Regions from separate parts of the Homo sapiens genome. Here region 1 is linked to region 2. A link is a loop called in an ENCODE intact Hi-C map of the cell type or tissue named here. Cell type or tissue: ovary. All regions are shown on one strand. Links, peaks and the distances in the headings refer to the core of each region. The heading gives the core; the rest is flanking DNA. Region 1 overlaps LINC03041 (long intergenic non-protein coding RNA 3041). Region 2 has its middle 33 kb from the start of LINC03041.

What was found. A loop is a pair of places that touch in the nucleus more often than their neighbours do. Peaks named below come from ENCODE experiments on the same cell type or tissue, not always from the same donor. Only the 100,000 strongest peaks of a DNase experiment are listed, where the experiment ranks them.
Region 1: it touches region 2 in a loop (4-fold over the local background); 4 of 110 quality-filtered maps call a loop at or near these places.

Annotation. Positions count from the first base shown.
Region 1 is chr9:16,206,460-16,222,737 of GRCh38, forward strand. LINC03041 (long intergenic non-protein coding RNA 3041) reads right to left here. Exons shown (of 4, transcript NR_171034.1): 2 at 9,313-9,440; 3 at 8,757-8,820. Among named protein-coding and RNA genes, the nearest start is that of LINC03041, 62 kb to the right of the region's middle. In ovary, for the core only: no CTCF peak of the experiment used is centred there; DNase peaks (open chromatin) are centred at 5,662 and 7,492; H3K4me3 peaks cover 1,161 bases; H3K27ac peaks cover 4,226 bases.
Region 2 is chr9:16,300,862-16,317,139 of GRCh38, forward strand. No RefSeq gene overlaps it. Among named protein-coding and RNA genes, the nearest start is that of LINC03041, 33 kb to the left of the region's middle. In ovary, for the core only: a CTCF peak has its summit at 9,194; DNase peaks (open chromatin) are centred at 8,930 and 9,240; H3K27ac peaks cover 4,591 bases.

The sequences.
Region 1 (16,278 bases), core at 4,346-12,345, 95 kb before region 2:
GTACTTGCGCTTCAGCCTTAGGGAAGAGGAGTAAATTAATTAGGTCAGAACTGCATTTTGTCCTCATGGGTAAAAGGGGGGAATTGTCGCAGAGCTTAGGTAACCAATGGCCAACTCCCCCATTCTGTCTCAGGGCAATTACAGTAAGTGATGTGAAGTGGTGAGAATGGAAATGATTTATTCGGAGAACCTTGTCAGTACTGCTGTTAAATCATTTGTATTTCATTATGGGCCATGAGTGGGCTAGACTACATTCCTTTGCTTCAGGCCCCCTGTGCCATTTCCACAACTGGTTATTTCAGTTGACAATTAACAGGAAATGATGCTAACAGCCCCAGGGTGGTCACTTTTCTGAGGGACTCTGCGTATTAAGTTTCAATTACTTAGAGTCTCCCATCTAAGTCCCCAAAAGGAAATGAACTGCTTCTATAGTTGTCACAGAAAACCAGTTACTTTTTTTTTTTTTTTTTTTTAATCTTTCCCAGTCTCTGTTTTGTCAGTCAAGTTTCAGGAAGTTAAACTAAGAGTTAAACCTAAGGTTCTTTATCTTTCCCAGTCTCTGTTTTGTCAGTCAAGTTTCAGGAAGTTAAACTAAGAGTTAAACCTAAGGTTCTCTGGGGTCTCATCTGTAAGAAACTCATCTATTTCTTCTACAATCCAAACTCCAAAGACAAAGTCAAAAATGAAAAGCATAAGAAGCAAATCATAATGCTGAAGAAAATAGTGTTTGTCTTTTTCCCTTCAATATTTAAATCTCATGTTATGGAGAATGCTGTCAGCAGAGAACCCAGCATTTCCTGCTCTGATGGTCTCCATGCTCTTTCCTTCTTTTCTGAAGACTGCTGCTTCAGGACCACGGAATAGGATGTGTTGGTTCCCAGGGCAATGTAGCAAACGGAGGTCCCGCCCAGACAGGCAGGATGTGCAGCAGTTTCTGCCGACCGCGGCCGTCGCAGCTGCTGTGGTGCCTTTCTGCTAAGACAGCGAGCAGTGTCTGTTTGAAGTCTGTTCTTTGGAAAGGAGACCCAAGAGAACTTGAGCTGGGCTTGTCTGGATATCAAAGTCCAGATTAAAAATTTATTCTAGTGTTTGAAAAATTCCTGGCCAAAACCTTCATATGGATTTAAAAAATACAAACTCCCTGCTTTCTTCACTGTCTCCGATTGAGGACGAGAGGATTTATTTCTAAAAAGAAAAAATGAAAGCGAGGCCGAATAGTTCCATAAAAGAGCTCAGGTCAGACGGCCTTTTAGCTAAATCTGTAAGAAAAGTAATATGTTAAACCACTTTGGGCAACTGGGAAGCACTTGTATTAGTTATCATTTGTGAATCTTTGTTTTTCCCCTTTCCTATTGCATGTCGGATCACCTGGCTCTTTTTGCTGGATGTAAAGGGTGAAGAAAGAGAAAGAGTTTCTATTCCGTATCCCATACTCCTACCCCATTAGACAGAAAAGTAGAGGAGAAAGCTTTGTTTAAAAGTTGTGATATTGGGAGGGAAAAAAAAGATTGCCAAGCAAGCAGATAATGTAATAGTAATTATGAAATTATTGATAAAAAGAACATAAAAATCATTAGGCCAAAACAGAAAAAAATTAAGGAAAGAGTGAACATTTAAGCAATAAAATTAAACCAAGGCCATTAACAAAATATACAGAAGAAGTAGAACTACCTGACATGGGACATTATTAGTGAAATGTGATTTTGGTTGTTGTTGTTGTTGTTATTGTTTTTGTTTGTTTGTTTGTTTGTTTGAGATGAAGTCTCTCTCCGTCACCCAGGCTGGAGTGCAATGGCATGATCTCTGCTCACTGCAACCTCTGCCTTCTGGACTCAAGCGATTGTCTTGCCTCAGCCTCCCAAGCAGCTGGGATTATAGGTGCCCACCACCACACCCAGCTAATTTTTTTTGCATTTTTAGTAGAGATGGGGTTTCACCATGTTGACCAGGCTGGTTTCAAACTCCTGACCTCAAATGATCCACCCACCTCGGCCTCGCAAAGTGCTGGGATTACAGGCGTGAGCCACCATGCCCAGCTGTGAAATGCTGAAATAGAAGTTGAGAATGAGAAATTAGCTCCAAGGGCAAAACAACTAGATGAAGGATCAGGATGAATATATCAAGTTTAGATTGAAAGCAAAGGGCTGAATAGAAGAAAGTGATAGAACCATGTCAACAGACAGAAGCAATGGCAACTATGAAGGCAGACAGCCCCAGAACTACAAAGACACAAAGCAGCCTGCAAAAATGAATGCTAAGCCTTAAATGAATTCATACAGATCCTCTGGTAAAGGGTTTTTGCTATTGTGGTTGTTTTGATAAACTTCATAATTTGAAGTATAACTAAGATACCTAGCATTAGTGTACAGTTTGATTAATTTTTCAGAGTGAACACACCCACGTGACCACCATTCGGACCTGGCCATGGAATAATGCCATTACTGTAAGGCTACCATCTTTACTCCCACATTCCAAGAGTGACCCCTCTTTGGACAGCCATCAGTATAGATTAGTTTTGTCTGTCATTGAAGGTCCATAGAGTCATACAATATTTTTTCATTTCTTCCTTCACTCAACATTATAATTTTTATCCATACTGTTGCACATAGTGGTAGTTTGTTTATTTTCAGTGCTATATAGTATTCCATTGTATATATGCCATAATGAACACCTTTCTCCTGTTGATTGATAGACATTTGTGTTGCTTCTAGGCTCTGGCTAGTCGAAATAGCACTGCTATGAATATTCTTGTGCGTGACTTTTGATGCCCTTATACACAGATCTCTTTGTGTATGTATCTAGGAGAATGATTGATTGCATCAGAGACTATGCGTACATTAGCTTCAGTAGGTACCACAAGAACAATTTTTCAAAGCATGACATCAGGTTCCATGCCTGCTAATGGCATGTAAGAATTCCTGTCGTCATTTCAGATTCTCACCAGTATTCAGCATTGTCAATTTATCTGAAATTTATATTCTAATAAGAAAGTGGTTAACATTGAATTGTGATTTTAAGTTTGCATACCTAATTTTATATATTTTCATAAGTTTGTTACAAATTTAGACATCTTCTTTTGTAAAGGGACTGTTCAATAATTTTTTGTCCATTTTTAATACATTATATGTCATCTTGTTGTTGTTGTTATATAAGAAATCTTTAAATATTCTAGATATATTTACCTTCTCCCACTCTATGAGTGGTATATGTATGTCTGTGTTTTCTTTACTTTTTTTCATGAGAAGTTGTTAATTTTAATGAGACCAATTTATCAACCTTTAGTTTTATCGTTAGTAAATTTTATGTATTGTTTTGGTTTATCTACACCAAGCTCATGAAGTTATTCTCATAGGTTATATTGTAGAAGCTTTATTGTTCAACCTTTTATACTTAGGCCTATGTTCCATCTGTAATGGACTTTTGTGTATGGTGTGAGATAGGGGGTCAAAGAATTTTTTTTCTTTTGGAAATCCAATTAACCCAGACATTTGTTTTCACACACTACATTGCAGTGGTGCCCGTGTTGTAAATTAGGTGATTTCTATGCAGCTCTGTTTCTGGACCCTCAAAACTCTGTTCCATGGGTCCATTTGTCTCTATTTACACTAGTATCACACTGCCTTAATTACTGTGGCTGTGTAAGTTTTGATATCTCTGGTAGTACAAGTCCTTCAGCTTTCTTCTTTTTCAATTTTGTCTTGACTATTTTTGACACTTTGTATTTCTACGTAAATTTTAGAATTAGCTTACCAATTTTAAGAAGGAAGGGAGAGAGGAAGGGAGAGTGCATGGGAGAGAGGAAGCAAGGGAAAAAGGAGGAAGGACAGAGAAAGAAAATCTGCTGGGATTTTGACTAGTATCGCATGGAAGCATAGGCCAATTTGAAGAGCGTTAACATTTTTACAACTATGGGTCTCCCAATCCAATTTACATGTTATATCTCCTCATTTATTTAAGTCTTTAAAAACTATTCTCTGCAATGTTCTGCATTGCTGTGCATTGGTCAGGTGCATATTTTGCTAAATTTATTCCTAACAAGGTGCTTAATTTTTTAAATACTATTATAAATGGCATCAAATTTAAAGTATTATTTTCTAATATTTGTTGCCAGTATACAAAAACATAGCTGATTTTTGTATGTTGACTTTATATTCATTAGTTTAGCTAAATTGCTGACTCATTCTAATAATTCACCTGTAGATTCTATGCATACAATCATGTCCACAGATACTATCAGGTTTGTATCTTTTCTAATCCTTAAATTTTGAAATTTCTTTTTCTTGTCTAAACTACTCTGGCTAGAACCTCCAGTACACTGTTACATAGAAATGGTAAGAGTGAACATCCTCGTCTTGTTGCTGGTCTCCAGCAGAAGTGTTCGTATTTCATTATTAAGTACAGACTTTTATAGATGAAAGGGTTCCCTTCTAGTCCTAATTTGATGCCAGTTATATTTTCAGTGATGAACAAGTTCTGAGTTTTAACAAATGCTTTTTATTCATCTTTTGAGGTGTTCATATGGTTTTTCTTTATTTTGTTTCTGTGGTGAATTATATTGATTGATTTTCTAGTGTTAAACCAACCTTGCATTTTTAAAAGAAACTTTATTTTGTCATGATATCTGATCCTTTTAAAATATCTCTAGATTTGGTTTGCCACTAGTTTGCTCAAGAGTTTCATATCTATATTACAATGAAGGATTGGCCTATAATTTTCTTCTCCTGGAATGTCCTTGACAAGTTTCAGTATCAAAGTAATGCTGGCCTCATAAAATGAGTAGCAAAGTATTCCTTTTTCCAGTCCCTGGAAGAATTTGTGTAACACTCATTTTTTTTTTTCCTCATATGTTTGAAATAACTCCTCACTCAAATGTCTGGGCCTCAAGATTCCTTTGTAGGAATCTATTTACATTATAGATTCAATTTCTCTAGCAAATATGTGAATATTCAAATTATCCATTTTTTCTTATGTCAATTTTTGCATTTTTCTAGGCGTGTGTCCATTTCACCTGCATGTTCAAAGCCACTGACATAAAATTCTTCATAATATCATCTTAATATTTTGTTTAATGTCTTTAGTGTGTGTGTTAGTAGTTTATGCTTTTGATTTATCTAGGTCAGTCTCTCCAGGGATCTATTTATTAGGCTTTCCCTGAAAATATGGACAAATACATAGAAATTCATTATTCAATAAAAAGTTAAGAGAATGCCAACTGAAAGATATGTAGTGTGTTGGTAGTTAAAAGCAGGAGAAATTGTAATTGATTGGGAAGCTCACAGGGGACTTAAAGTGGGAAATAATTGAGATAAACCTTAAAGGAAAGGTAGAATGTTGACAGTATTAATAGAAAAGGCATTATTGGCATAAGAGAAATTTGGATAATGTGCAGCAGGAAATTGAGAAAAGATGGGAAGGTCTGGACAATCAAGAGATTTGAGTCATAGACAATGAGAAGACACCGAATTCATATTTTCAGTATTTTCATATGTTGACTATTTGGAAAATATAAGGAACGATGTTGAGGAAAGACACTAAGTTGTCCAGCCTGGTGACTGGGAGAAGAAAAAGAAGGCAAGAGGAAGAGCGTTTCAGGGTTAGAAATGTTTGACTTTGTAGGTCCCAGTCAAAAGCTGCAGGCTGGAGCCAAGACAGTGGAGGAGCTGTCAAAACAAGCAACAGCATGAGGATGTGATCAGGCTGTGTCCAGAACCATGGGCTTTAGTCCCTTTACAGCATAAGAGGAGGAAGGAGTCAGTGAGCATAGACCAGAGAGGGGAGCCTGGAGCCACAGAAGCCAAGAAAGCAGGCTTTCTAGTAGGGCAGAGTTCATTGTATCAGACTCTACAACTCAACCGAGGGATGAGGACCCAGAAAGCCACTGGACTCAGCATGCGGGAAGTCACTGTGGGCCTTTGTGGCATATATTGAGATAGTAAATGTCTGGTGTCAATGGGAAGAGAAAGAAGAGAGGGCTTCATTCTAAGGGGCATGCTTTTCCAAGCTGTGCAACCCACTCTGTCTTCCATTCACAATTATTTATAGGTTGCCTGCCTATTCCAGTCACAAAGCTAGGTAGTGATCAAAGTAGACATGACCCCTCTCCTATTGAGCTCATATCTAATGAGGAGCTAAACATCAAATAAATATAAAGAAATGATTAAAAACCATGATTAATGCTTGGGGAGAAAGAAGAGGGAATTATGAGAGAGAATAAAAGGAGGAGGCCGATTTAGATTGCAGCGGGGATTGGGGAACGCCTGACCATGGATTCACATGTAGAGGCATGAAAGAAAGAGTTCTGACAGCATTGAAATAACAAGATGGGCTGTTCGAGTGTCTCCTTCAGGGGCCAAGTAAATTCTGGGGTTCTAGAACTTGCCGGGCATCATGACCCCACAACTTCATCTAATTCCCAAACCTCCCTCCCCATCACATGCCTGTCTTCAGGAGACGGAGAATCAGTCAGAAAGCAGAAACCACCACAAGTCAAATTAAAGGAGAAAATGTGTAGCTCAAGGCAAAAATCTTCTTCCAAAGAACACAAGGAAGATGAATCTACCATTGTTGAGTTATAATGTTGGGGGATTATGAAGGCTAATATGATTAATTGTAATTATCATTTATAATGTATACTTATAATGATATTGCTTCTAGAACATCTTCATTATCTTTCACTTTTGAAATGCTGCTTGGGCTTCCCAACAGATTTCAGAAGGGGCTTTTATTGGGCCCAGATCATCAATCCAAACCTTTTAAGGTAAGGGTGTTGCTACCTCAGAAGCCAAAGAGACATTTCCTGTCCTGGAAAGCACTAAATAGTCATTAGCTTCTTCAATCTGTTTACCAGCCCGCCTGTCACTGGGGTTCGACAGGCCTCAAAATTAACACTCTACTCTATTTGTCCATCACAGGGCTGTCCCACAGACTGCGGTTCTCAAGTGGCCTCAGGCAAGCCTTATTTCATGCCAGAGCTAAGTTCCTGGGGAATAACATGTCTAAATTGAATTTGGTTTATTCAGGTCCGTTTGAAATGAAGCCTTGTTTAAAAGAAAGCCATACTCAATTTTATTTTTCAAGCAAATCTATCTTCATCGTCTGACCTAATTGGTCTCAGAGACCCTAATTTGGAGAGTTTTCATGCCCTTCGTTTATCATTGTGGCAACGTCAAAATCAGGATGGTTTCTTTCAACCACCTATGCTGCCTTTGTAAGAGCAAGGATGCTCCAAGCAACACTGGTCTCCCCAAGTGTCAGCGAGGCCCCTCTCTCCATAATCTCTGGCCACCCTCTGTCTGTCTCAGTTTCTTCTGACTTCACTGTAGGGCTCCCCAGGCCTCCTCAGTCTTGTCTGTCTCACCTGGACACCTGCTCAGTGGGAACCCATGTCCTTGACCATCTCGGCTGGCCCATGCACCTTGGCCTGTTTGTATTCAGACCTTTTGGAATCCACAGGGACAACTCACCAGTGACCAGGGGCAGAGCAGCTGTATCAACTCAGCTTGGGGAAGCTCAAGTATCCAGTGATCTTGGCTGTGTGGAGTTTGAAATGAAGCCCAGTGTATTACTCACGGCAAAACCAGGGGCCAGCCAAGTTAAATAGAGCACTCCCCGAAACATTCACGGACTGATTAGAGAAGGAAGCTCTGATTTGAAGAGAGGCTATTTTGTGTCTGCTTTTATTTTTTTAAACAACATGCTTTCCATTAGTGAGATGGGAAAAGTAGAAACCTGAAAGAATGATATTTATTAATTTAAAAAGTTCAGGTCTGTGACCATATGCCATGTCCCTTTGACTTCATAATAATGGCCACACTTTGAGGTCTTCCTTTGTCCAGAAACTGTGGTAAGCACTTTGTAAGCACTTTCTCATGTAATCTTTATGAAAACTCTGTGATGTAGGTACCGTTCTTACTCCTGTTTGCAGATGGGCAAGCTGAGGTCCAGAGAGAGTAAGCACACACTATTTTTAAGTGGTAGAGCTAAAATTTGAACCCTGGCAGTCTGCCTTCCTATTCTTGCCCGCTCTTAAACAAATGCAAGTACCCAGGAGCTTTCATGAAGAGAACCCCTCAAAAGAAAGCTGACATTACCCCACGGGTTCATAAGTGGGTGCAAGTTTTTTTTTTTTTTTTTTTTGAAAGATCTCTGAAGGCCAGGAATTCAATAAGGCGGAACACACCCCACTGAACCAAGCAGGGCTTGAGTTTGCAGATTATTTTCCGACCAGAAGGAGTTCATTGACTTGGAGGAAGAAAGGAGATCATTTAATGGACTTACAGAAAATATTTTTGTTTTCGCTTTTTTTCTCTCGCAGAACAGTTCAAATCTTCCAGGCCACGGTTCATTCCCTCTGTTGGCCTTTCTACCTGGGATTGTTATGAGAGGCCTGAAGCTAAGTCCCCGTGTCCCCCACTGGCCAAGCCTGCCCTCTCGTTTGGTCAGCGCACCGACACTGCCTTTGCAGCTGCATATCCACGTAGATATGTTTATTGGAGCACTGAGAATCTCACTTCTCAAAAAGCCCCGGGAATTAGATTGTTTTCCACACTGAAAGTTTTCATTTGAAAAATAACCCTCTTTGTTTAACTAATGAAAAGGAGGGGCTGCTGCTCGCTTCTCAGGCTGGGTAAGAATTCCATGGGCAGTAATTCTGTTTCTCAGTGGAAAATGTTTCGGTTTCTTAATGTTGTTTTGCAGACTGGTCCCTGCCCGGCCCTTGCTCCCAGGACCACACATACACACATGTGCACACTCACCCATGCACAGTGCAGCATTTTCCACCCTTCCCTGTTGGGGATGGTTGCATCCTCTTTCCAACACCTGCAGAACAAAAACGAGGTGGGTCAGTGGCTGTCACCCAGCCAGAGACATCCCTGCGTGTACGGGAACAGAACGCTTTCCCTGGCCACGCTTTCAACCCCAGAGGCTGGGTGGGCCACAGAAGAGGAAATTGGACTCCAAACTTCTCTTGTTTCTGTGCATCTCCATGTCAAGCAATTCTCTCACACTATGGAGGGGGTGTTCTGTAACATTCCCTCCTCATTAGGTTCGTATGAAATGGAGATAAACACAGTGCTGTCATCATTGGACTTAGAGTGTGGCCAGCATGGTGCAGAGTGGTCTGGACCGCACAAAACAAATCAAAATATGGCCCCAGGAGACAACTTGCTGGTGGTAGAAAAAGCATGGATGCTTGCATTTCGACAGACCTGCACCGTCACCTAAACAGCTCAGCCCACGTGCAAGCAACTGCTGAACTACTCTGAGCCTTTTGCATCCACAGCTACGGACAAGAGAAGTTATGTAACTCACAGGCAGGTGCAGTGCCCTGGGTGGTGTTTCTCACATAGTAGATGTTCAAGGAACACCTATCTTCTTCCCTCTCCTTTGTTCTCTGAAAACGAGCCATCTCGCGTCTAGCTGGGGGCCAAGCCCCATTCCTACAAAACAAGTTACAAACAAACAAGTGAGTGCAGCCACAGCAGAGCCGAGTCCAGAGCAGGGTGTCCTCACCATCCCCAAGGTCCACTGCAGAGTTAATGTGTACTGTCAAAGGGGTGCTGTGTGCTGTAGGGCTGGGGGATCCAACACCAGCGGGAACTGTTAGGTCTGTTATCCAGAAATGTGAAGTATTCCTTCTCTCTATGGTCTTTGCGTGGGACAGATATATCTGGCCTGAGTATGTGGCCTAAACACAGTTGTGCTTAAAGCAGGCAAAAGGACTGGGCAAAATAACCACCATGTGAAAATAGACATTCAGGAGATCCGCACGCATTAAATGTAAAGAGAAGATTAGCTGTTAGCATGGAGCAAATGAACAGCTTTAAAAGTAGACAGGGATAGTATGAAACAAGGCTGTCAGTCAGACTGCTTTTAGTTTTCAGTGATGAAAACCTTCTTCTATATTACCTCTAGCAAATAAATAAATCAGTAATTTATTGGTTCATATAACCAAGACATTCTGGGTTAGAACTCCAGGTGGGGCTGAATACACAAAGTCATATGATGCTGGTAGGGCTAGCTGCTTGGCTGGCTCTCTTTCTCTCTCCATATCCATATTTTGTCTAATAGCCTAATTCTCTACTCTTTCGAATTACCATCCTACTCTCAACTTGGTAGCTCCAATAGAGAAATTCTATCTATCTCTCAGCACAGGCATATCAAAACCAGGGAGGATTCTAAGGGACCCAACCGTGAACATATTACTGGCTAGAGGATAAGGCACTATACTTTCTCTGCTACAGAAAGTGCAGATCTAGACAGATCTGTTTAAGTGACACCCTCTCTAAGTGACAGTGCAGGTCCAAGTCTCCACTCAACCCAATGTTTTCGTGTCTACTCCGTTCTAGCTACGATCTAGCCACTGGGAACCCAGCCGTGGACAGGGGAGAGGATGCCCAGCTCCCAGGCAGCTTATGGTCTTGTGAAGAGCCAACATTTTAGTTGAATCCTGCTACTTCCTGCTACTCTGCATCAAGAACCAAACAGAAGTACAGAGTCCTCTCCGTTCACAAAAAAAGCCAATTTCTTTTTATAAAATTAACAGAAAGTTACCAAATACAGTTCTGTACACTGAAAGTTACCACATGTAAAGCAAGCATACATATTGCCTCGCATTCCAGCCAGCAGGGCAGTCTCAGTGTGGAACCCCCCTGCTGAATGGCACCTCTGGAAGGTATGCAGCAGGCAGTACTGCCAACCAGAAATGGCCGGGGCTTTCAGGAGACATCACTGCTTTGGAGTTTCTTGCAGAAAACTTTCACATTCATCTCACACACAAGGATTGCAAACTGCTTCCTTTTGTGTGTGTGTGTGTGTGTGTGTGTGTGTGTATGTTCTCTGATCAAAGGAAAGTGGGATACTCTGTAATACTCTGTAATCAATGATATGAAATGGAATTACACCCTGAGTACACTGTAATGGGCATTGTGGATTTAGGTTAGGGGAGAAAAGTTGGCCTCCCAAAATTTCTGTATTTGGAGGGACCAGTAGACTTGTGTTTTTTGATGACTTGGATGTGTGATGGTGTGGGAGGACAGTCTCATCAAATATAATTTACTCAGTATTTATTGAGTGCCTACTATGTACCAATCCTCTGGTTATATAAAAACAAATAATACAGCATTTCTTCTTCATGGATAGAGTGGCTAAGTCGGGGACCTGCACATAAACCAAGCACACTACAGTGGGTAAGTGTTCTAAGGGTCTGTGCACAGCACATTACACTATGACATGTTAAGGCATGCAGTAATCTCTTAGTGCCTATGGTGGGGATGAAAGATTTTCTCCTCATCTCTGAATGGCTGGGTGGAACCCCAGCATGGAGCCTCGGCTGGAAACTAGAGGATTCTGGACAAAGACGAGGACAGGCTCTAATGTCAGGCCTTGGAACCATCTGAGGTCACCACCTGTTAAGCACGCTTAACCTCTGTGGACCCAAGGTGGTGTGTGACAAGCATCCCCAGGGCTTGCTGGACAACCATTACTTTTTATTACGTTTCTTACTGTCAGGTGCTCCGAAATCCACATGGACTGCTCTTATGATTTCAGGTTATCCCAAAAGAGAAACTCAAGAATCAGTGATGAGCACAGCCGGGAGTGAGCCGGCTGCCTATCTCAAAAGGGCACATCACCATAATCACAGATATACCATGAGCATATGCAGAAAGAATGTACCGAGGGAGTGTGTGTCAGGAGCGGCCAAGAGGATACATAAACCAGGTGCCCCTCCCAGCATCCCTCTCCCCCACCAAAGCAGTGCCTTTAAAATATGTGATAGGTGCCCACATTGTCTCTCTGGCCCCGCAGAATGCCCCTCCCCCAACAGCCACCTTTGCTGCTCTTCGTCTAAATCCACCCGGGGTCTCCCCTGGGCTGGCTGTTGCCTTCATATTTCATGCGGAATGCGCAGCTTCCCAGGAGCCGGACGCATGCCCTGCATTCTGATGCATCGGCCGGCTCTGACACCAGCCAGCTCCAGAGCATGCCTAATGAGGAGGCTGACACCGAGGCAGAAGAGCCAGGCCGGGCTGTGGACGGCCCGCTGCAAACAGGGAGTGGGGTGACAGGAAGGCACCAAGGGTGAACCCGGGGGAAAGATGGCAGTTGCCTTTTTAAGACACGACTCTAGCATCAGATACTACAAACATGGGCCAATTTAAACCACACCAGGAATGAATCACAGCCTCGAATAAAGAGCAATTTGGATCAAGGAACTTCCTTGGGGAAAGCATAAAACTAAAAGAGGAAGGAGAAGCGGCAAACACTAAGAGAAGGCAGAAGCTTTGAAATCACTCATATTTCAGTAGGCAGAGTGGTTGCCCATTTTAGTTTTTCTTCCAGTGTAGAGCTCCTTCAAGTTTCCTTAGAGACCACTTCATTATCTAAAAGATGCTGCTGAACAGAAGTTTTTCCTTTCCTGAAAGCCTCATCTACCTTAATTTCACACATTATTCCTCGTTTTGACTGGCTCTATCAGGATAAATTGACCCTTGCTTCCCATGGTATTTATGGCATTTATCCTTGGGGTAGAGCCAGTACCGACAATCACCATCCCAAAGCTACGAGGATGCGATGGTAACATGCTCATCAGCCATCTACTTAACACTTTGCCCAAGCCTAGTCCCGTTTCATCATCCCAGCAACTTGATGAGTTAGGTGCAGATGAGAAAACCAAGAATGACAGAAGTTTATCCAAGGCCATACATCAGACCAACGGTCTCAAACATGGGACCGCCTTCAGTACTTTCCAATGAGCTGGGTACCCACTAAAAAAAAAAAAAAAAAAAATCAAAATCTACCATTCCACTTGGTTCTATGTGGAATGATGTGGCAAATCATGATTTCTAATCATTTAGTGTAGATAAAATATTAGCAAATAAAACTTTACACTGACATAGGAAAGATTGTTATTTACATCATGGACTCTAACAAAGAAATTTCCTTTAAAGCTTTAATTTTGTCATTTGTGTTTCTGTGTGTGTGTCTGTGTAATAAGCCTTTGGTTTTGGCTCTGCAGATGCTAATTTCGTAATGAAATTCATAGTTCTTTATTGAAATGCTTACCACATGTCTCACAGTTTTCATTAATTGTCTCATGTCATCCTCCTGACACTGTGATCCAGGTGATATTGTCCCACTTTGGAGATGAGGAAACTCTTGTTCAGACAAGTTACATAGATGGGCCAAGACCACAAAGCTCCTAAGTGGCAGGACAGGAACCTGCCTGGCTTAAAGCTACAGATACTGCTCATAGTAAGCCACCCTGTTCTGCAGCCATGTGGTATCCAACATATTTAATATCATTCAATGCCCTGTGTTTCCCAGCATCATTGTTCTTTTTGTACTTCCTGCCCATTGGGTTCTTGAAATATTTTCCCTGTTAATTCTTGCTCTTTTCCAGAGGAACTGAATATCAGGATATCAAAAAGATATCTGCATTCCAGTGTTCACTGCAGCATTATTCACAACAGCCAAGACATGGAAGCAACCTGAATGTCCATCAACAAATGAATAAAGAAAATGTGGTATATACATATAATGAAATACTACTCAGCCTTGAAAAGAAGGAAATCCTGCCTTCTTTTTTTTTTTTTTTTTTTTTTTTGAGATGGAGCCTTGCTCTGTCACCCAGGCTGGAGTGCAGTGACGCGATCTCAGCTCACTGCAACCTCCACCTCCTGGGTTCAAGCAATTCTCCTGTCTCAGCCTCCCGAGTTGTTGGGACTACAGGCGCCCACCACACCTGGCTAATTTTTGTATTTTTAGTAGAGACGAGGTTTCACCATGTTGGCCAGGCTGGTCTTAAACTCCTGACCTCATGATCTGCCTGCCTCGGCCTCCCAAAGTGCTGAGATTACAGGCATGAGCCACTGCACCCAGCCCCTGCCCTTTTTGATAGCATGGATGAACCTGGAGTCGGTTATGCTAAGTCAAAAAAAGCCCAACACTGAAGGACAAATACTACATGGTCTCACTTATGTTAGGAATCTAAAATGGTCAAACTCAAGCAGAAAGTAGAATGGTGGTTGCCAGGTTCAGAGGGAGGGAAAAATGGGGAGAAGTTAGACAAAGGGCATGAAGTTGTGTGATATGCATAAGTCCAGGAGAGCTGCTACACAGTGTAGTCCCTAGAACTAACAATATTATACTGTATACCTAAAATTTTGCTAAGAGGGTAGATCTTAGGTTAAGAGTAAAAGAAAACTTGCACTTTTTGGCCGGGCTCAGTGGCTCATGCCTGTAATCCCAAAACTTTGGGAGGCTGAAGTAGGCGGATTACTGAGGTCAGGAGTTTCAGACCAGCCTGGCCAATGTGGTGAAACCCCTTCTCTACTAAAAATACAAAAATTAGCCGGGCATGGTGGTGCATGCCTGTAATCCCAGTTACTCGGGAGGCTGACTCAGGAGAATTGCTTGAGCCCAGGAGGCAGAGGTTGCAGTGAGCTGAGATCGTGCCACTGCACTCCAGCCTGGCCAACAGAGTGAGACTATCTCAAAAAAACAAAACAAACAAACAAACAAACAAAAACTTGCACTTTTTCTTGTGTAGAATTACATTTTACTGGTTCTTTTTTAACGCTCGTTTAGATTCTGTCCTTTCTCAAAACAAAACAATTCCTAATTTAAAATCTTCAGCTAATTTTTTGTTTCTGAATACTTTTGGAGTTAGAAGCATAGAATTTTACAATGGAAGGAAATCTTGGAGATTGTGCATCCCCCGCTTGCGGGAATTTTCCCTATAATAGCTCCAGAAACTGGTCATCTCACCATCTCCACTTACACATCCTCAATACTACAAAGCACACTACACCAAAAGGCAGCTCAGCCCACTCTCAGACAGTCTGAATTGTTAGAATGCTCTTCCTTGTGCTTTCTTCAACATACAAATTTGGGGATATAAGGGGGGAAAATTCAAACCATAACAGTCTCTTGTCTGCAAATCAGTGCTTTAGACACATGAATAAGTCACTTGTGTGATCCCTGACGCTTCTCTTTTTCTGGTTTAACAACCTCCAACTTTTCGCCAGACTCCTCTGTCCTGGGAGTCTATTCTGAACGCACTCTTCTGTCAGTGCCTGAAAGGGTGGCACCCTGCCAGCTGGGCTCGGAGGACCCTACTTCCCCATGTCAGCTCCAGTTGAGTTCACACTCTCAGCTGCCTAGGTGTGCAGAGCTAGATTTATATTGATCACAGACTCTGCTAATTCTCCCAGGTCCCGATCACATTGATGATTCTTAAACCTGGATTCCCACATCCAGTACTATGCTATTTGATTCTCTTTGTAGAATATCGACAAAACAACCCTGGCCAGAAAGAGAGATCCTTTCAGTACTTTGCTGAAAACCTCTTTTCTGAGTTTGGGGCTGTACCACATATTTTAGGGTCTTTCCACTTCTCACTGCTGCACCTATTCTAGTCTTCACATCAAATCCAACAAAGACAGGAAGATAGGTGAAGTGGTTTAAAGCCACCGTATTTGCTAATCCTGAAACTCCTGAAACTGAAATATGCAAAGAGCTCAAGTTTGGCAAACTCAGTTTTTCAGAAACATGCCATGTTAATTCCCCATTGTCCTGTTGTCTTGCAGATACTGAGGCTTTTTCTCTTAAGATTTGTTCCCTTTTCTTGCAAAACATTGAACTTCCCAGTTCTATGTTTTCCCTGGATTATTTCCAGGGAAATAATGCTTCCCTATTCTGGAAATCAGTCCCACATGTCTTCTTTTAATACTTCTGATAAATCCCCTGATAGTGATTCATATTTTTCAGTCCTTTAACAAGTTCACTTCTTAAGCAATTGTTTTGATCAGTTTCTAATTTGGGGGCAGGGAAGGGCAATTCTTTCAAATCTACTGATCTGTACTCTCCAAGAGCACCCTTTCTCTTTAGGCTTCCTTTATACATATCAAAGAACTAAGGCGGGGCCATAAAGCAATCAGGAGGTGGAAAGAGGTTAAAACAAGTAGCAGGCTTACAAGAAAAAAAATAGTCGACTCTGTTTTTCAAAATTCTTTTTGTGGAATATGAGATAGATAGGAGAACTACAGTCCAGAGTGGAAGGTCTTGGGGACCAGGGAGGAAAAAAGTAGCGTGGAAGTGGGATTACAGAGGGACCTGAATTGCCATGGCATGTGAAAAAGATAACTCTACCAACCCAAGCAACATCCAGGTCATGAATTCAGGTCTGAATTCTTCCAGGACAAGTTCTGGAATTTCTAGAAAGCAGGGATGTCCTAATATATTTTATACTCAGAGCAGGTCATTATTTGATACCAT
Region 2 (16,278 bases), core at 4,472-12,471:
AAATACCTTAGACTGGGTAATTTACAAACAACAGAAATTTGTTGCTCACAGTTCCAGAAGTTGGGAGGTCCAAGATCAAATTGGCAGCAGATTCAATGTCTGATAAGGGCCTGTTTCTCATAAATGGCACCTTCTATGTGTCTACACGTGACTGAAGAAATAGGCAGCACCAACTGTTTCCCAGCTCCTGGGCAAGGCAATGGGGAATATGGTGGTAAGATATGATCCTTGTCATTTAGGGTTTTACAAGCAATGTGATTGTTAGCACTTGCACCAATGGTGAACTGAGGTGGGATAGTGGTGGAAGGGAATGTGCTGGTATTTTCATATCTCAGACTTTTAAGAGGTTTTGGGGAAATATAAAGATTACAGAATTGGATGACTGTTGCTGGAAGTTATTGACACCTTGCTTCCCAGCAAGAGTCCCATTAAACTTGAAGCTACAGGAACCTCCTAGTCACTTCAGGCATCTGGAGACAAGAGGCCTTCAGGCAAGAAGGGAAGTAACCCATCCTAACAGGGGTAAATGGCCCTAATCAGGCCCATATGAGGCAGGGCTTCTGTCACATAATATCTTTGAACTTGGGTTTTGTAAGTGAAGTCTGATAGGACCATGCTGCACAACATGTGAGCAGAGGAGACAGGCACAGTATGAGTATCTGCTGTTCCTTGCCATCCCCTTCACATAGAGCATTTGCCCCATGGCAGAGAATGTCAGAAACCCATGGACAAGACTCAAAGTGAATATAAGGTAAGTGTGTTATGTCTGCAAATTAAGTGAATAGGCTGGGGGTGGTGGGAAAGGGGCGGTGCTGAGAGCCCTGAGAGGCTTCGTCCTCATTTGAACTAGAATTTGCTTTGAACATAGAAAGAGGGCAATGGCATTCTAGGAAATATAAACATCCTTTCTTGCTGTTATTACTTCCCTTTATTAGCCAACCACTTACACTGAAAATGATAAGGGAACAGAAGAGATAGGACAGCCCATAGCTCCTTTTCCTTACTCAGCAGTTAGCTGAAGGTAGAGAGTGTTGGTAGAATGCATGCATATCAAGAACTGAAATAAAACAGTTGGGTCGGTTTTGTGGAGCATTTCCACCATTCTAGTAACAATGAGATATGTGTGCAAGCTACGAAATACAAATTGTGTAATTTGGATGACTCCACATCAGTTAAATGCTCTAATGTCTGCATTTAAAAGTGGCCTTTTGCAATATAAAGCTGAATGTAAAAGGTACGCTAATAATTCAAGATTTTTCATTTTTTCATTTAAATGGCATTAAAAAGCAAATTTTCAAACCCATGGTAAGTCTAGAGAGAGACTACAGAGGAAAGGAAAAAGCTTTATATTTCTATAGCATTAGTGGCATTTTTTCCTGCTTTCTAAAAAAGGGACCTGCATTTTCATTTTGCACTGGGCCCCACAAATGTAGGTGGACTTGGAACGGAAGTTCTATAGCTGGTGCTATTAGGTGCTATATCATATTGCACCCACAAGGTAAGTCCCATTCTCATAACCACTGATATACAGTGGTAAGAAGGGCTGTATGGACCACCATTATGCTATATCCTGTCTCTGCCACGTACTCCTCTGGCCATGGCCTTGAACTTCAATTTCAAGCCTCAGTTTCTTCAGCAGCAGTGTGGGGGCAGTGCAGGTGTCTATGAGAATTAACTGATATAGAGTATGTGAACATGTTGAGCAATTGTTACATATCAATACTCATGTAAAGACTTGTGATTTTTATTGCATATATGCTCCCAGTGAAGGGCAAGACTGTCGTTGCAGGCCAGGTGCAGGCCAGGTGTAACCAAACTTATGGGAGGAGTCAAGGGGCAGGGCTGGTGATTTGTTGATGAGCAGAGATGAGCTGTTTTGTAACTTGAAGCATCTCATGGAGATGGCATACTTTCCACTGAATTTTGTGAAGGAAAAGTGGCTTTTTGTGACATCCAAAGAATGGGGATGAAAGCACTCCCTGGAAGATTTGGGAAGAGTGACAGTGTCAGCGGTGTTTGAAAAAGAGTGACTCCATCTTGAATAAGGGCTGGGTAAAATTAGGCTGAGACCAACTGGGCTGCATTACCAGGAGGTTAGGCATTCTTAGTCACAGGATGAAATAGGAGGTTGGCACAAGGTACACGTCACAAAGACCTTACTTATATAACAGGTTAAGGTAAAGAAGCCAGCCAAAACCCGCCAAAATCAAGACGGCCATGAAAGTGACCTCTGGTCCTCCTCACTACTCATTATATGCTAACTATAATGCATTAGCAGGCTAAAAGACACTCCCACAAGCGCCATGGCAGTTTACAAATGCTATGGCAATGTCAGGAAGTTACCCTATATGGTCTAACAAGGGGAAGGACCCTCAGCTCTGGGAATTGCCCACCCCTTTCCCAGAAAACTCATGAATAATCCACCCCTTGTTTAGCATATAATCAAGAAATAACCATAAAAATGGCCAACCAGTAGCCCTCAGGGCTGCTCTGCCTATAGAGTGGCTGTTCTTTTATTCCTTTACTTTCCTAATAAACTTGCTTTCACTTTACTCCATGGATTCGCCTTGAATTCTTTCTTGTGCAAGATCCAAGAGCCCTGTCTTGGGGTCTGGATCGGGACCTTCTTTCCGGTAACAAGAAGACACCAGAAACTCAATATCATACTGAGCATCACTGAGTCAAAATCCTCTGCCCCAAAACTCAAGTGAATCCACGATGAACCCCTGGCCAAACTCACCAGTTGAAAAGTTCATGTGAACTTTGGGGTTTTGTGCAAAACATGTAATCAGGCCAGGTTTCAGGTTCCATAACAAAAGTTCTTCCCAGACTGGTGACCGCAAGCCAGTCTGACATTTGTAAGTGCATTTCCATGGAAAAAGAAGGCGCTGCTTAATTGCATTAGGAGAATAGTACCACATTCCATGGGAGAACACTGACATGCTTTGACAAGCATAAGGAAAACGTACTCCTCTCCGTGCTGTGTCCATTTTCTTTGGGGTCACGTCCATTATCTTGGAGATGGCATGCAAAGAAGAACTAGAGTTTATTCCCCAAATGAAAAGCAAATTGGCAGTTCTTTCTTAGTAATGATCACAGCCACCACCCAGCATACTGCTACCAAACCATCCTACTTTCTTCCAGCCACAAGGTTTGTAATTTTGTTCTGCACAATGCCCTCCTGGCTTAAGAGCTCCTACAAATGAAAAGGGTGCTAAATGAGGAGACAGTCTCCGGTTGCAGAGAAAGAGCAAATAGGTAAAAATAACACATATTGCTGATTCAGTGTTGTTCGTTAGCCAGAAAAATAGAGAAAGGATGTGGAATGAAATCCTTCAAAGACAGTCTTTCAAAGAACATATGACTCTGGGGAAAGTGTTTTAGGAAGGAAGTCGAAAATTATAGATGTTTCCAACAGGAAAATTGTATAAATGGACATTTCCTAGAAGGGGAGTGTTTAACGGTGCTTCATGAAAGCTAAGAACCATATTTCTGTAACAAGGATAATATTTTGCAAATATTACACTTCTAACTTTTCAGTTTCCTCTTAAATCACCTTCCCCTGCCGTCTTCCACCTCCAAGGCTGAGGCACGAGGCTTATGGCCCCAGGGATACTGCCTAGAACAAAGAGGCCATTGATCAGTTTGAATCTCAGAGCTGACTTTCTTGACCTCTTAAGCAAGAAAATAGTCTTCAAAGCCAGGCATTGTTGAGAAGGAAAGGGATTTTCTAAATTCCTTTAGCTCCCATTAGTGTATCAAGAGCCATACCTGGTGGAATAGATCATAGAGATTTACTATATGCCATCAGGATAGGATGTGGAGGAGTGGAAAGCTGGCTGCTTTCAGCCTGAGGGATTGGATGAAGAAGACAGAGGGCAGGGGAGTCAAGGGAAGCCAGTTAGGTCCCCAATTCTTCTCTCCAGTCCTGCATCCTGGAAAGGTGGGGGGGGGGGGCATGTTACATAGACAGAGGGGAAGGCTGCACATGTCAGGAGAGTAATGAAGCACTTCTTGTCACGCATATCTGGGGATTCTAGTGGAAGGCTACAAGCCTTAAGGAGAAGTCCTGTGAGTGGTCACTGCCAGCATGGTGCAAGGCAATGGGGCAACAATGGAGGGAGAAGGTAACCAGCAAGTGAGCCCAGAACAATGCTCCTAGGTCCCTACTGCCCTAGGGATGGCACAATGGGGAACTAGAGTATAGAGATGTGAAGGTACTAAAAAGACTGGTGGGAAGGATGAAAACCATGGTCAAAATGAAGAGGCCAGAAGCAGCCCTAGGATCAGAAAACATGGTCAGAAGTGGGTGCCAGCATGTTACCCCAGAACTCCAGGTAGGCAGTGATTACCAGTACAGGAAGCAGGCTAGACTGGCCACTTTGCAGCAAAGACCAGCAAGAATCTGGAGGATCTCACATGATCCCCTTTCTCCTCTCCACCAAATAATAGGCGAGCCTCCTTAACCACCCTGAAATCACCGTGGGATGGAGAATGAGCTTTACCTAAAGAGGAGGAGAGTTCTAAAAGGGAACATTTAAACCAGCCTTGGGAACGGATTGAACATCTGATTAATAAACTATTTAAATTAAAATAAGAACATTTAACTTGGAGGAGACTGCTATAGTGTTAATTGGCAAGTAGGGGAGTATCTAAGGAAGACCAGCTCAGGTTTAGGAAACACAGAAACTACACAATATTGCACATCTGAGTGAGTGTGAGTGAATTCGCAACTCTGTTACATCTTTATTCCTCACTGCTCCTTACCATTCTATTGCATGTGCACTTGTCGACTTTCTTTAAGTCAAAGCAAATTTGGTGTTTGGAAGTGTCCTCGGGGAAGCCTAGGGGCACAAGAAACTTGCTTTAAAGTCCCAAAAAGGCAATAGCAATTTGAAGTTTGCAAGATATCCTCTTGAGAAGTCCTCAATGCTCACATCACTAGAATTAAAATCAAAGCTGCTGGGAAGACTTGCTGAGCCCCAGTGTGTTCCATGTGAAACTGGAGGTCAGCATTCTTCTGCGGGGAAAATAGTATTGCCAACTGTTGGGAGGAAATGGAAGACATGAACCGAAAAATCACAAGAGCCTATCTCCTTTATAGTCTCCATTGAACCTACAATGTGGTGAAGCAAACTAGGCAAACTCAGTTTTGTACAAGAAGAAAGGATAAAATTAGTGGGGAGAGGTAGCTAGCAACAGTTGGTGAACACGGCTCCATCTAAATCCACATCTATCTATTCTACCACCTCCACTCCCCAGTTGTGCAGGGCACTGCTTAGTAGACACATACATATGTGGCCCAGGCATAGCCCAAGGACCCTTTCAAGGAGATCAGAAAGCTAAACTTCAAGAGCAAAGCTATAGCCTGGGCAACAGAGTGAGACTCCATCTCAAAAAAAAAAAAAAAAAAAGAAAAAAAAAGGAGCAAAGTTGAATCTGGGGGACACAGTCAGAAAAACAGTTGTATGACTTAAGTCAGCTCCAGGGTGCTAAACTGCTAAACTGCTGGTGAAAGCCTACTCTATTGTCACCGATTGTTTTTATGGAGCTACCCATACTTAGAAGCTGCTCTACCCTGGCTCTGCCAACCCTCATTGATTTTCAGCAGTTTCTGAAAATCAAGCCCAGTACAGGAGAAGCTCAACTTCTTACAAAAAACAAAGAGTGTCGGAAAAGTTCACACTCAAGGTGACTGGATGACTTGAGCATTGAGGATTAAAGTATGACCCGGTCTGTTTAATCACTGAACACTAGGTATTCCACAGTACAGAAACATTCAGAATAATGGTTCTCTTGCTTTTCAGCAGTGTGCCACCAGATTTCAGGCTTAGTGTAAAACTGATTCCTGGTAAAACAGGGACATATTCTGTTCAGGTGATGTCCGTCAGGTGGAGGCAAGCTGAACCAGCCATGCATGAGGGTGGAGGGGGGTCTCCTGCATGTGAGGATGTGTAAGAGGTGAGGCTGAAGGAGAAGCTGGTGCCTAGGGTACAGGGTGTTCACTGGGACATGAGATACCCCTCCTCAGGAAAGTAGAACAGTGTGTGACCCAGGCAGTCAACGAGTCTATTCCAAGGCAACTCAGCACTGTAGGGCAGGCAAGTGAATAGTCAAATGTCTGTGGATATAACTTAACTCCAACACACGTGCCACCAAAAATTCAGGTTCAAAGAGCACAGACAGCAAAAGAGAGAGAACCAGAGATTCAGTAAAATACATTCCTGAGGAAGAAAGTCATGCATCAAGAAAGTCGTGCCACATATACATTATTGGCATAGGCTGACATACATTAATTCAACTGCCATCTTTGTGCTGGAAGGCATATCAGAAATCATCTAGTTCCATGCATTCATGTTTCCTTACATTGATCTTATATACATGGACTATGCCAAAATAAGATGTAATCCCTGACTTCAATGCACTCTCACTTAAGATGATATTGTATATTCTATGTCACAGAATTACAGATTATCTCATTGAAAAGGGCTAAAATATTCACCACATCCAATTCCCCACATCTGATAAAAGAACTCCAACCAAAACATTCTCATCAAGTGGTTCTTCAACACTTGTAACTCAAGCACATCCAGTGACCAGAAACTTACTACCTCCTAAGGCAGCCCACCCTACCTTTGAAACTGTGGCTATAAATTACTAAATTACTCTTGGAAATTTCTCATGCTTTGTTTTTGGTTAATTATCTGTCATTAGCTAACCCTGGATACTAGCTATCTATTTTTAAACTCTTCTCTGCAAGATATTACATGTGCATATGTAACTGCACACACTTAAACACAGAATCAGCTACTATAGTACTTCCCAAATTAATAGGATTAATCAGAAATAGATTGCACTTTTGTGTGTTCACACACACACACAAGCACACACATGCACATATATTGTCACTCCAGTGCTTAAATTGTCATCAAGAATGGTTTATTTATTCAACCATTCACTGCTCTTTTCTTTGGAAATTATTAACAGACCTGAAAAAGATTTAAAAAAAAAAAAAAAAAAAAGCTCACCAACTTGCCTTGAGGCAGAAAAAAAAAGAGTGCAATTTATCATTTTGCTGAAATAAGTAAACCTTGATGAGGTGAGCACCCATCAATTTCATAAATAAGTCAATAATGGGAATGTCAGCATCGGAACCACCCATTCGCTGTCTGGATATCACACAGGTAAACAAAGCCAGTTCACAGACTCTCACCTCAGTGTATATCCAAATCATTTTTACAAGTTAGACTGTGAAAATAATGATTACAAGTCTCATTGTCATTTTTTAAATATTAAATACTTTTTTTCCTACCATATTTCCTTGTTGCACACACTCTAAGACATATCATGATAATATCACCTTTTGGTGGAAACTGATACATCTAATGCACATGTCAACTCTAAGAGGTCTCAATTTCAGAAATGGTGAAGACTGGGTGGGGAGCATCCATTAGAATTACAGAAATGCTTTGTTTTTTGTCTTTGTTTTTATTTTTGTTTTTGTTTTTGTTTTGAAATGGAGTCTCACTATGTGGCCCAGACTGGAGTGCAATGGCGTGATCTCGGCTCACTGCAACCTCTGCCTCCGGGTTCAAGTGATTCTCCTGCCTCAGCCTCCTGAGGAGCTGGGATTACAAGCGCCGGTCACCACGCCTGGCTAATTTTTGTATTTTTAGTAGAGACGAGGTTTCACCATGTTGGCCAGGCTGGTCTCGAACTCCTGACCTCAAGTGATCCACCTGTATCGGCCTCCCAAAGTGCTGGGATTACAGGCGTGGGCCACCACACCCGGCCCGGAAATGCATTGTTTACTTGCCTGAGCATCACGGAAATAACATGTAAGGGGTTTATTCAACTGAACCACTGCAAAGAGGGATGTGCTTGGGTTTGTTAGGTATGTCTGTGTCCTGTAACTTAACCCATCCCCTCCAGCTGTGGTCTGGGTTCCCCGTTTTCAGGAAGGCTGTACTTTTACCTCTGTTAGCATCTTTTCCTGGACACATTTACTTCTTCAGCTTTGATGTTTGGCAGTGGTGCTGAGTTTTTTTCTAGCCAACTGAAAAAACGGGGGCCAGCTCTAATCTGAAGGCATCCAGTTTGTTTTATTTTTAAGGTCCAAGGCTGGTACATCCAAAAACCAGTTGCATCAAGAGAAAGCCAGTCTATAAATTATGGACATAAATAGTATTGTGGAAGATTGACCTTCACACAGACAGATAAATAAGTGATAACTGTGAGACAAACAAGAACATGTAGATAAATAAGTGATAATCTCAAGAAAACTTCTCTTCTTTCTAAATTAGCAACCCCAAAACTTGGGAGTTCTTCCTTTCTTTCACCAGAGAGCTGTGCGTAATTCCTCCATAGACCATCATGTACCCCAGCTGCTGGTCCCTAACGAAACTGAGGCCACCATGTCACATTCACCAAGCTGCTTTTATGCACATTGGCACAGTTTGTGGAGAGTAATGAGCACACTTTTTCTCTTTTCGGAAAAGCCGTCATGGGCTAAGCCTGGGGATGGGGAGAGGCACTAGGGATTGGGGAGGGGTCCCTTTTCCCCGGAATAAGCTTTGCAAGACCTTAGCTTAAACCCTGGGAAGAAATTAAGGGCAGGTCAGAAGCTCTTCGGGTCACTGTTTGCCCATTCACTGGCAGTCCCTTCCTCAGCTTTGTTCAGCTAATTAATCCCCCCAGACACTTACATTCACCACATGCAAATTATCACAGAAGGGCGCTTTTTTTTTCCCCCTGCTATTTTTTCCAAACATTCACTTGAATTATACTCTTCTGACATCAGCTTCCAGCCCCACTGAGGGGTTTCCAACAGCCTAATAACAAACAGATTAGAGGCCAGAGGAGTGTGTACTCCTCGAGTCCCCCTCTGGGTCCAGCTGCGAGCTGCAAGACTGCGCCGCGATTACCGGCAAACGTAGCCCAGGCCGCGGCTCCAACTCTGATGTTCAAATGGAAACTCGGTGTGAAGGCCTCTGGGGGATTCGAGAACACTAACTTTGTTGCCCATCAGAAATGGATAATATTCCCTGTTCTGTTCCTGCTGGGATCAGTTCCAAGTTGGAAAGCGGCCTCTTCTCCTAATTCAAGCTGGGGCCAGAGTGGAGCAAGCCTTCTCAGATATTATAAGCCAGTGTGAGCTCAAAAAGGAATTCAACGCTCAAGGCCAAATAGCTTCAAAGCTAATAATCCTCCAGAGTCGGCGCGAGAGTGCTACAACTGTCAGTGTCAACTCACACCATGCGCGGTGAGAGCGCAACTTCAATAATGACATCATGGAGGAGAGGGCAGAGGGCAGCCGCTGCACAGGGAAGTGCCCGGGCCCTTCAGATCTTTGAAACCTGCAAGGATTTATCTGGACTAACATGTCTCCATGTAGTCATCGCAGTTTTAGGCTACTCTGATTAAGGATTTAGTGTATTCAAAGGGTTTCGGCGGTGCAAGATGACACGTTTTCAGGAGCTCTATTGGATTCCATTATCTTCTCCTCTCTTCTCCGAATGTATCTCCTCCCCAGCTGGGGCCCCTCTTCCCTGTCATGTCCCCTACCAGGCTTCCAGACAGGCCTCCTCACACAAGCTGCTGGCTCAGCCTGGGGTCCCTACCGCCCCCCAGCGCCTCCCCCCTCTTGTTCATGCCTGGGTTTGATTGTCAAACAGGCTCGGCCGCACTTATGCACTTGAGTGTCAGGATGCAGACCCCAGCAGACTTGAACAAATTCCTCCAGGACTCCCCTGGGCCCTGCGTAACCTCTTTTTAGCCAGCTCAGCGGTGGAAGGAACACAGGTTCCTGTTAGAAGACACCCAGAGATATACACAGTCACGGTCACAGTTCAAAAGAATAAACTTCACAGAATCCTAGGGGAGGGAAGAGAGGGAGAACGTACAGCTCGGGGCAGGAGTAGAAGGTCAGGGAGGAATTTTCCCCCCACCCGGAAAGCCCATGAGGACAAGGCAATTCAACTTTGCAGTTGGTTGCAGTCCATGAATGATGCTAACAAGAACTCGTCACACAGTGTAAGTCTATCTGCCAGGCACCGCGGTGACTGCAGGGAAGCCTGAGCTACAGAGGGCTCCTCCGGGACGGGGAAGCTGCCCTGAAGACGCTGGCAGCAGAGCAACGATGTGTGCTCCGCCGCAGCAGGCATGCCTTGTGCCCTCCCACGGCAGAAGGAGGGGTCGGCCTGGCCCACGGTAGGAAGCCCTGGAGTGCAGTGACAAGAACACAGCAACCTAATCCAACATACTTGAACGTCAGTGCTGGTCTGACCAGCTGTGTGCTCTTGACAAGAGCTTTCACCTCTCTGAACCGCCATCCTTTTCTAAAAAACGGAGACAATGCCTCATAGGGTCAGCGTTATGTGAAGATAACATAAAACAATGCAGGTAAATTACAGAGCCCAGTATCTGGCCCCAGTATGTGTTCAATAAACGTTCGCTGTTATTATCATCACTATCATTGTAATTCAAACGGCAGTTTTTACCTACTCCTGAAGCAGTTAAAAATATTGGAACTTGAAAGACACATAAAAACACTTTAGAGGGAAGAAATATAAACTTCTGTGGGTTCAAACATGCAGAGCTCCCCATAATGGTTAATGTAAATGCACTTCCGGATTGAACACTGCAAGTGTGGTCTACAGGCACAACTCTGGAATGTTGTTGATGGGGTTCCACTCAGGAATAACCACAAAAAGCCTGGGACATATTATTGAATTAATCAATATCTGTCCTGGTCCCAACCCTAGTTCTCCTTTGTTTCAAACTTTGGTTTCATATCAAACTCATTAAAGTGTAATTTACACACAATAAAGTGCGCACATTTTAGGTACGCAGTTTTGATGAGTTTTGGCCAATACGCTCACCCATCTAGCCACCAGGGCAATCAATCTAATGAACATTACCTGCATACCAAAAAAGTTCCCTTGTAGACCTTCCCAGGCAATACTTGCCCCACCCTCCGCCCTAGGCAACCATTGTTCTGCTTTCTGTCACTATAGATTAGATTTGCCTGTTCTTGGTCTTCAAGTAAATGGAATCAAACAGTGTGATTTCTTCTGTGTCTGGCTTCTTTTGCTCAGCATAATGTTACTAAGATTCATTACTGGTTGCGAGCATTGGGCTTTATTCTTTTTCAGTTGCTGAGTGGCATTTCATTGTATGGATATACCACATGATGTTTATCCATTCACCTATTGATGAACATTTAGATTGTTTCCATGTGGGGATTATTATAAATAAAGCTTCTATAAACATGCATTTCATGTGTTTTCATTTCTCTTGGGTAAATATGTAAAAGTGCAATTTCTACAATTTTAAAAGAAACTGCCAAGTAATTCTCCGAGGTGGCCGTACTACATCTCACACACACACACACACACACACATATCCCGCTGGGATGTGGCTCCACATCCTGGCCAAGAGAAGTGTGGTGCCAAGGGAGGGGGCTGTGGGAGAGGTCTGCCCTAGCTGGGGAGGAATATCTTATCACTGACATTGTTTAGAATTGCAGTTGCATGGTGATAATAAAAAGCAGATTGTCTTTGCGGTTTTACTATTGTTTGAAAATTCTCTACAGAAAACGCACCCCCTTATTCAGCCTGCTTGCCCCACCCTGGGCACACCACTGCTCACCCACGGTTGGTCGACAGCCTTAGACATTAGCTACCTTAGTGTCTGCACGGTGCTATTTTACTGTGGCTTGAATTTGCCTTTCCCTGGCAACTGATGAAGTTGGACTTATTGGCCACTTGCATGTCTTATTCTGTGATGTGTCCACTCAAATCTTTCACCTATTTCTAATTGGGCTATTTGTCTTCTTCTTTTTGTGTTGTAAGAGTTCTGTATGTATCCTGGATATGAGTGCTTCATCAGGTGTGTGTGTCACAAGGATTGTCTCTCTTCCCAGTACATAGCTCTTGACACATTCTGCCCCTAGCATCCTGCTGATCCAACCTTATGGACCTGAATGGACCCTGGAGTTTTGACTCAACTACAACAGTTCACTAAATATGTTTGATTGCAGCTTCATGAGCTGCAGGAGTCATGGGTTCCATGATGCCCCTCATTGAAGGAGGCACTGTTCTTTGTTCTTCCTTCAGTGGTTCTTGTTGCCGCTGTTATTGCCCCATTTCTAGGCTCCATTTTGAAGCAGGAAGCTCTGTCCCCTGGTCCACATGCCGCCAGGAATACTTCCCCAACTTCCAGTCCTTCTCACCACAACCGCATGCCACCTGAGCACCTCGGACTGGCTTTCCCAGGGTTTCGCTGCTGAACGTTCCACTCTGGCCCTTCACCTTACGTCATAGGAAAGGGCCAGAGCTGGGCTTTATCCTTTTTGAGCACATTCCACCGGTTTTTCTATTTCACAGCTCCCACCCCATGGATTTACTTGTCTACTTCTTCATGTCTGTCCATGAAACCTGGAACCTGGGTTGGGCCATTTGGAAGCCACCATACCCCTTCCCCATGGATCCATCAGGGGCTGGTCTTTCCAAAGATCCAAGGACTTCAGCACCTTCTAACACAAGGCTGCGAGAGGCAGGGTACTGGTTTATAGGGATGCAGTTCAGCAATGGGCTACCAGCTGGCAAGAGAAGGGAGAGTGGATGGGAAGCAGGAGACACGAAGATCTGTTAAAATTGGCCCATGTCCCACCATAGGAAATACTAGTATCTAACTCCTGGGTAGATTGTGAGGATTAGAAGAGCTGTTATATAAAAGGCACTTAAGCATAGCATCTCGCACCGAATAATTGCTCAATAACTGTTAGCTATTAGATCAGGGTCCCTTTTATCTGATGCAACATGGACTGCTGTTGGTCAGCTAATGGAAAAAGTTGTTCAAAAAGACAAATCAGAGAAAATTATATGACACACCTTCAACATTTTAACTTAAAACATAAACATACATCCTTTCACAGTCCTTAGATCTAGTCACGACACCTTTCCTTTGAGTACGGGTCCATGGATGGGCGTGTCCAGCTGTCTTTCCTGAGCAAACCATCCCTGGCATTTCCAGCTTCCATTTCCTTAAAGTGATACAAAAATGTACACTTGCTAAGTAATCTGAATGAAGAATCATTTTTGATGTCTTCCTTTTTCCCCAATCCTTTTTAGATTTGTTTTTAATTGACAAATAATAATGTGTATATTTATGGGGTACAGTGTGATGTTTTGATCCTAATGTGAAGGCATGCCTACTGAGACCTGTGGATCTTTGTTCCTATTGCAAAAATAAGCCTATTGCAATAAGTAATTTAACAAAATGTTCATAAACAGATGATATAATGAGAACAAAGAGGAAATTTTACTCTTATGAAAACTAAGTTAGTGTGAGAAGATCAAATGACCATGAGTTGCTAGAAAGTGTTGCTTTGTTATGTATAAATCTCTCTGTAATGTATACATTACATACATTACATACATATATATGGAACTTGCATGCTATTTGTTGTTGAACTTTGCCCTGACCTGTAGGATTACTTCTCACACCTCTGGAAAAATCAGCAGGATGACCCTTGGGAGTTAGAAGACCTGAGTTCTAGTCCTGGTTCTGTCACTCACACATCTGGTGACCTTGGCAGACCCTCATCCCTTTCCCTAGAAGGAAAGCCTGATGCTTTAGTTAGTGAGAAATCTGCCCACATCACTCTTGAGGACCTAATGAGATGGTGTGAGCAAAGCCCTGTCCACTTTAGGACGGGCTTCAGTCCAAGCAGCTTCTCTTGTCATGTTACCAGTTCCCAAAACCCAGATGCCAAAGGTCGGGCCATGTCACATTTGGGGGTTCTCAAATTCCAGGCCCCTGTCACTCAGGAGAAGAAAGGGCAAAGGCATGCTTCTACTGTCAGTTCCCTTCAGCATCTGGCCTGAGCCTTCCCTCTGCCCTTTCACTGCTGCCAGAGCACTGTTTATCAGGCAGAGCCCTCCAACCCGAGCTCTGGGCACCTCCGGGGCAGCGCCTGCCAAACTAGACCATCCTCAGCCAGGTTAGTAGGTCTAGTCCCTGCAAACGCAGTTAGCCACAGCCGAACCTATGCTCATTCTCAATGTGCCTCTATTTGGAGGGTGGGAATGCTGCTTGGAATGTGAAGAAGAAACGCATGTTAAGTAATCCTAGCTACTGGGGAGGCTGAGGCAAGAGAATCACTCGAACCCAGGAAGCGGAGGTTACAATGAGCCAAGATTGCACCACTGCACTCCAGCCTGGGCGACAGAGACTCCATCTCAAAACAAAAACAAAAACAAAAAACCAAGACTTCTTTCTATCTACCAAGCACCTTCAGAGCCTGTAGGGGTGATTCCAAACAGCAAGGGGCAGCAGACAAGACCTTATCCTCAGAGCAGGCCTTTGAGGTGAGCAGGAGTCAGCAGCCCTCAACTCAGTGTGCCTTCCGCACCCCCCGCCTCAGTGCTTCTGTGGCATGAGACTCCACACTTTCACAGCCATTTGTCCCTGGAAATGCAAAACCTCCAGGAAGGGGACACTTTATGTCAGTCCTTTTCCCTGTGGAGTAAATGAGTGAGAGTCTTTCCGCAAAGCTAGTTTTTGTAGGGAGAGGGAGAGGAGAATTTGAGGACTTGAGGGGACAGAGAGGAAAAGGAGAGGAAGGGGGAAAGAACAAAAAGCAAGAGGTTCAGGAGAGGCCCTGAGGACTGAAATGGAAGAAAAGCCTGAAAGCTAGCCCTACACCTCTGCAATGTTCTCCAGCGAGCACCTTCATTTTCTAGAAATAGCTCAAAGAAGCACGACATGAGAACCAAACCATCATTTTCTGTACACGTGTGTGTGTGTGTGTGTGTGTGTGCATGTTGCCACACAAACCCTAAAATGATTTGTTAATTGTTTTAAGTTTTTCATCCAGGATGAACATATTGGCATTCTGAGAATGTTTTCTCCCTATCTAAACCCAGCCCTGATTTTTCTCTCTCCATCTGGGTTCCTTTGGCAGAAACTTGTACGAAAAGAATGAAGGAGTGAAGGGTCATTCTGGGAAGGACGGATGGGATGCAGGCCAAGCCGGGAATCCTCCACCACAGTAATGCACTTCTGCCTTGGGGCCCCGCCACTGGCCACCCTGGGAAATGGACTGGTGAAGGAGTTTCAGAGCCCGGTGAGAGGACTGATCTGAAGATCTGTTTCTCACACGCTTGCTTTTACACCAGGTTCACAGCAGCTCCACATCAGGATTTTTTCAGTTTTGTTTCATTTTTTAAAAAAATCTCCAGCCTTGCTGTCCATACCACATGCTCTATGCAGGGGAGTCAGATGAGCTACTGGAAAATTTGGAGCTGGAATTTCAACCCTGGGGTCTGTTCCCTGGAGGGAAGCAGTGTCCCCATACATCTGGAGGCAGAGGGATAAATCCTACATGTTCACTTTTAACCACTGAGTGCCTGGGTGGGCCCTGAAGAGGTGGTCCCTGTGACTTCCAGACAGCTAACTCTGGTTGTTCCGCTCTGATGCAGCCCTTCTGGAAGGAAGTGTCTCCTATAAGGGGCACAGCTTACTCTGAGCTGAGTTACATTATAGGGTCCTCCCTTGCAGGCAAGTGAAAGGCCCCTTGGGGAAGGAGAAGGAGTATGACAGTGGAATCCCAGTTCTTCCCCTTCTTGAGCGAGTCAATCTCTTTGAGCCTCGTGTTTAAGTGTATCATAGACTTTATGCCAGGATTGCAGGAGACCTGAGAACAGTTCCTGGCACAGGCGCCGAGGGTTGCAGCCACTCACGTTACCTGCTGTAGCTCCATGTCCTTGTCCCTGGTGAGTTCCCAGTGCCATCCAATGAAAGGGACAGAGCCGGCTGGGCGGGGAGAGCCTGGCAGATGGCCTTAGTGAAAGATTCAGAGCTATCAGTGTTCTGCTCCCCCATCCCCTTCCCTCAGCTGCCCCCCAGAGCCCTCCATGATGCAGGGGTAGCCCATGCAGCGGTTTTTATGACTCTAAGTGATTGCAGAGCAGCCCGGGGCTGCCCATCACTGCTGGAAAGGCCAAGTTGTGCTAATAGGAAGTGATGGTTGATCTCATTTACTTGGAAACATCCGGGAAAACAGGATTTAAAGGAAGCTCACATTCTTCTGGCCCTTCTCCTGGGAGCTGAGGCTCAGGGGTGAGAAATGGGGACCGAAATGCAGCAGGGACTTGTGATTTGGGGAGGAGGAGGGGTAGGGACGGTGGGACTGGCAGCTGGCAGCTGGCCCTGCGGGTACCAAGGATTATGCTATTTTTGCCAATCCTTTATTCAGACCAGGAAGGGGGAGAA